Regions from separate parts of the Homo sapiens genome. Here region 2 is linked to region 1. Evidence: read pairs that join two places in POLR2A ChIA-PET (ENCODE). Cell type or tissue: B cell. All regions are shown on one strand. Each heading gives the region's core, and the rest is flanking DNA. Links, peaks and the distances in the headings are about the cores only. Region 1 overlaps VPS45 (vacuolar protein sorting 45 homolog). Region 2 overlaps VPS45 (vacuolar protein sorting 45 homolog).

What was found. Peaks named below come from ENCODE experiments on the same cell type or tissue, not always from the same donor. Only the 100,000 strongest peaks of a DNase experiment are listed, where the experiment ranks them.
Region 2: POLR2A ChIA-PET joins it to region 1 with 6 read pairs; 12 of 35 experiments call an interaction of 5 or more read pairs at or near these places.

What each region holds. Positions count from the first base shown.
Region 1 is chr1:150,133,345-150,136,266 of GRCh38, forward strand. All of the region lies in intron 14 of VPS45 (vacuolar protein sorting 45 homolog), which reads left to right. Among named protein-coding and RNA genes, the nearest start is that of PLEKHO1, 15 kb to the right of the region's middle. In B cell, for the core only: no CTCF peak of the experiment used is centred there; no DNase peak of the experiment used is centred there.
Region 2 is chr1:150,079,847-150,082,768 of GRCh38, forward strand. It overlaps VPS45 (vacuolar protein sorting 45 homolog), which reads left to right. Exons shown (of 15, transcript NM_007259.5): 8 at 1,496-1,630; 9 at 2,038-2,151; 10 at 2,870-2,922. Among named protein-coding and RNA genes, the nearest start is that of VPS45, 14 kb to the left of the region's middle. In B cell, for the core only: no CTCF peak of the experiment used is centred there; no DNase peak of the experiment used is centred there; H3K4me3 peaks cover 384 bases; H3K27ac peaks cover 930 bases.

The DNA of each region.
Region 1 (2,922 bases), core at 105-2,604:
TTCGAGACCAGCCTGGCCAACATGGTGAAACCCCATCTCTACTAAAAAAAAATACAAAAATTAGCCGGGCGTGGTGGTGGGCGCCTGTAATCCCAGCTGTTCGGGAGGCTGAGGCAGGAGAATCCTTTGAACCAGGGAGGTGGAGGTTGCAGTGAGCTGAGATTGTGCCACTGCACTCCAGCCTGGGCAACAGAGCGAGACTCCATCTCAAAAAAATAAAGAAGACTTGCAAAGAGTCTTCAGCATTCATGGTTGCTACAGCTGGGCTATTTGGGGCTTCGTTTCTTGCATTTTTTAATAGTGTTCACCATGCTGCCCCTGTAGTTGTGGTTGTTCTGACACATTGATGTGGGCTTGAATGTTCCCATACATCTACACCTCTTTTTATTCTCAGATGATAACTACCTTTCAGATATGTTCTCAGATGATAACCACCTTTCAGATCTCTGAGTTCTGTCCTTGAGGAGTCCATTTTTAACCCTGTGGACGATGAGGGTAATTTTTTCCTTTCTCTTCGCATGACATTCCAGTGAATGACACAAACAGTGCTAGATCCATGCAGAATCTCATTGTTTGCTTTTCTTGCTGTTTCTTCTCAATAAGAGAGGAAATAGTGCCAAGGGCTCCTGTTTGCTTCTTTGTTTTGTTTTGTTTTGTTTCATTTCATAAATCAGGTGGCCAGTACTAAGGAGGGAATTCCGAAGGAATAGCTACATTTTTGAATAGGCAATTATATCATTTGTAAGAAAGTGTCATAGGGTAAAATAACCCCAGTGGAATTAGTTAGAATCAAGGAAATATCTTATACTTTAATTCAGTGTATTCCAAGACTTATTATATAGAAAATTTATTTGAGGAGATATTGATAGGTATTCCATTTTTAAAAGGGTTCTATAGCCAACTAAGTTTGGAAAACACTCTATCCTTCTCTTGAAAAGTCAAAACTCATATTAGCATATTAAAGATTCTGAGAAAATCTAGGGTAAAGAAACCCACTTCACTTTTGTGTTTTTTAATTGTATTTTAATATAATATTTGATAAAATATATGTAGCATGTAAGTTAGAAAGCATAATATAATAAATACGCTTGAGCCTTTCACCTAACCCAAGGACTAGAAAATTGCCAGTAACATAGATGTATCCATGTGTTCCTCTCCAATTACATCCCTTATCTCCCTACAGCAGGTAAGTGCTAACCTAGATTTTGTATTTAATTCCCTTGCTTTGGTGGAAGAAGATTGTGTTTTTAGCACTTACCTATGTATTTCTAAATAACACATTGTTTAGTTTTGCTTGTTTTTGAGCTTTATAAAAATAGTATCATACTTTTTTCATTAAACTTTGCTTCTAAGATTCATCTGTATTGTTGCAGGTAACCTCAATCATTTTTCAGTGCTGTGTAACATTCCATTATGTGAACATACCACAGTTTACTTTTCCATTCACCTGTCCATAGACGTGAGGTTTTTTGTTATATTTTTTATTATTACTATTGCTCCTCTCAAGGAGAAACAAGAAGAAAATGTGAGCTAAGAATATTGACAGAATATTATGATTATATTGTTTGGGAGCATTAAGGAGTATATTTATTGAGTGGCTGCCTTTACTATTCAAGGCAGGAACTAAAACGCAAACATAAATAAAACATCCCTGTCTTCAATGATCTTATGGTCCAGTGGAGGAGTCAAACAAATTCTGTATTTTTCATATTAGGATATGATTAGTCTCAAAGACTAATGGCACAAAATAAACATGACACATCTTTTGAAGTGCCCAGTTTCTTATAATCAGGGGGATGTGCAGGGGTAGAATTAAATAATTTAACTGATAAGTACCTTAAAATATGTTTGTGTCAAAATTTAAAAGGTCCTTTTATGAAAAATAATATAAAATTATTATGCATTTTTATTTTTTATTTTATTTATTTATTTTTTATGACAGAGTCTCACACTTGTCACCCAGGCTGGAGTGCAATGGCGTGATCTCGGCTCACTACAACCTCTGCCTCCCAGGTTCAAGTGATTCTCTAGCCTTAGCCTCCCCAATAGCTGGGATTACAGGTGCCTACCACCACACCTGGCTAATTTTTGTATTTGTTTTAGTAGAGACAGGGTTTCACCAAGTTGGCCAGGCTGGTCGCGAACTCCTGACCTCACGTGATCCACCCTCCTCGGCCTCCCAAAGTGCTGGGATAACAGGCATGAGTCACTGGGCCTGGCCAGTTATGCATTTTTAAAACAAAATACTGAAAGTCAAAGAAAGATGTAAGCTGATATACCAATCTGGACTACACCCTTAGGACTCATAATTCATTTGCTTCTTTTTGTCCTCTGTCGCCCAGGCTAGAGTGCAGTGGTGTGATCTCAGCTCACTGCAACCTCCGCCTCCTAGGTTCAAGCAATTCTGCCTCACCCCCCTGGGTAGCTGGGATTACAGGCACATGTCATCCCACCTGGCTAATTTTTGTATTTTTAGTAGAAATGGGGTTTCATCATGTTGGCCAGGCTGGTTTTGAACTCCTGACCTCAGGTGATCTGCCTGCCTCAGCCTCCCAAAGTGCTGGGATTACAGGCATGAACCACCACGCCTAGCCCTGCTTCTTCCTAGGTATAAAAATTTGAGGCCGGGTGCAGTGGTTCATGCCTGTAATCCCAGCACCTTGGGAGGCCAAGGCGGGTGGATCACCTGAGGTCAGGTGTTCAAGACCAGCTTGACCAACACGGCAAAACCCCATCTCTACTAAAAATACAAAAATTAGCCAGGCATGGTGGTGCATGCCTGTAATCCCAGCTACTAGCAGGGCTGAGGCAGGAGGATTGCTTGAACCTGGGAGGCAGGGATTGCAGTGAGCCGAGATCGTCCCACTGCACTCCAGCTTGGGCAACAGAGTGAGACTCTGTCTACAAAAAAAAAAAAAAAAA
Region 2 (2,922 bases), core at 190-2,689, 53 kb before region 1:
AAAGTAATATATGTTCACCAAAGAAACTTTTGATAATATCAAAAAGTAGAAAGAAAATTAATTGCCTATTATTCTGTCTCCCAAAGAAAAGCAACTATTTATCCCACAGATTTCACTGGGGACTTCTTTTGTGCCACGTACTAAACTAAGTACTAGAGATAAAAGGTTAAAAGTTACAATTTCTGTCCTCAAAGAGCTCATGGTCCAATTATGAGAAAAATAAACATAATTTTAATTGTAGAGTAAGTGCTAGAAGCATGTACAAGAAGCTATCCATAAAAGCATAAAACATTTTGTTGTACGTTTTTTTTTTTTTGAGATGGAGTTTTGCTCTTATTGTCCAGGCTGGAGTGCAATGGTGTGATCTTGGCTCACTACAACCTCCGCCTCCTGGGTTCAAGTGATTCCCTGCCTCAGCCTCCTGAGTAGCTTGGATTACAGGCATGTGCCACCATGCTCGGCTAGTTTTGTATTTTTAGTAGAGATGGGGTTTCACCATGTTGGTCAGGCCGGTCTCGAACTCCCGACCTTAAGTGATCCACCCACCTCAGCCTCCCAAAGTGCTGGGATTACAGGCATGAGCCACCATGCCCAGCCTTGTTGTACTTATTTTAAGTGCGACTTAATGGAACTTGCTTTTTCAAGAATTCCTTTGGCAAATCTTTTAGGAAATAAGCACCTTCTTTTATAACCTTCTAAATTATTTCTTAATAAATCTAGTTTTCTTAAGATAAAATATGTATATAAATATTTCTAGCATTTAGATTCTAGATGCAGAAGGGAACATGCTAGAAAATACTTCATTTTGTCTAACAGACCTATGACTGAAAGTAATCTATTCTCCATAATTGGTGAAAAGGGAAAATTTGGAGATTTCTCATTTCCAGTTTTACCAAATAAATTCTCAATTTGTGAGACTGGAAACCAGTCCTTCCTCTCATCTCCCCTTAGGTAAAAATATAAAATAAAATGGGTTCAAAGGTAAGTTTCTGAATATCCCAGTGTTTTGATCAACTCACAAGGTTTTTCTGATAATATTAGTGTTCCCAGGACAAATATAGTACCACTCAGATCTGCAAGAACACACTTCTCATGCTGCAGAAAACCATAGAAGCATACAGGAAATGGTACAGCTTGTAACTGCAGTACCAATATAGCTCTATCTGTGAAGCCAAAAATATACTCTTAATTCACAGGCAAAAAATTGGAGCTAATAATAGCTCTAATTTGTTTTCTTTCTATCAAGAATATTAATCTTGCTGCCCTTTTTCCAAAAGTATGAAATCTAAAAGTATTTTGACTTTTCTTCAGTGTTTAATCAATTAAAATGACAGTCTTAATGCTTATAGCACAAAGTATGAATAAAATTTAACTCGAGAATCTTCATGTAAAGAAGACTAGTTAAAGAATGTTATCAGTTTTTATTTGTTTTCCTGAACGTTTACTATTTCCATATTCTGTCAGTTACCTTTTTTTTTCATAATTCTTTATTTAGTGGACATATCAGGCCATGGTCCACGAACTACTAGGCATAAACAACAATCGGATTGATCTTTCCAGAGTGCCGGGAATCAGTAAAGACTTAAGAGAAGTGGTCCTATCTGCTGAAAATGATGAATTCTATGCTAATGTAGGTGGTTTAAATTTTTTTAAATTGTCTTTAGTTGTTTTTATGTAAGAAGATCAATATTGGCTTGTTAGTATAGGGGCAGGCATGGGATTTCATGTGAAAGGATGATAGGGGCATCCTGTGCATAAACTGCCTCTGAAGGGAAGGCAGAAGACTTGGATTCTGACCCTTTAGCAATTTTTTTTCATAGAGATCACGTAGTTATTTACTTCTCTCCCCTCCAGTAGCTGTTTGTGAGAATAGTAATGGTATTCATCAACAGTGTCCCAGCTAATGTCCAAATTTGGTAATTAAAATAGAATTTCCCTGCCCTTCAATTCTGTGTTCCAAATTCTTTTTCACTTCTTTCAAGTTGTCTGAAAGTCAGACTAGTTGATGAAGTGTGCTTCCAACTTTCTTTTTCACAGAATATGTACCTGAACTTTGCTGAGATTGGTAGCAATATAAAGAATCTCATGGAAGATTTTCAGAAGAAGAAACCAAAAGAACAGCAAAAACTAGAATCAATAGCAGACATGAAGGTAAATTGAACATGTACATGAATGACAAACATGTGACAGTTTGGTACTATTCATGTAAGCAACACTTTTGGAATCTTCTGGGTCTAATTTCTACCTTGATTGATTTTATTTGGTTTGAGACTTATTTTCTGTAATGTCTTTAAACAATATAGTGAAAACTTTATGATAAGCCATGTGCTTCTTTCCATTCTTCAGTAATATCTGGACTATTTAAAGACTCAATCTATTGCTGGGAGCAGTGGCTCACGCCTGTAATCCCAGCACTTTGGGAGGCCGAGGCGGGTGGATCACCTGAGGTCGGGAGTTCAAGACCAGCCTGACCAACATGGTGAAACCCCGTCTCTACTAAAAATACAAAATTAGCCAGGTGTGGTGGCGCATGCCTGTAATCCCAGCTACTCGGGAGGCTGAGGCGGGGGAATCGCTTGAACCTGGGAGGCGGAGGTTGGGAGGTTGCAGTGAGCCAAGATCACGCCACTACACTCCAGCCTGGGCAACAAGAGCAAAACTCTGTCTCAAAAAAAAAAAAAAACTCAGTCTACCAACATATACCAGTTCTTCTCTTCTTAAGCATAACAAAATGCCATGTGGCTGAAAGTTGTAGATGCTTTAATCTGGGCTGAAAAACAACCCCCGCTTTCCCCAACCCCCATTCAGTACATGCTTATCCTCAGTCAAAAAATAACAGAACCTCCCATTGATGTTTTTCCCATGGCAGGCGTTTGTTGAGAATTATCCACAGTTCAAGAAAATGTCTGGGACTGTTTCAAA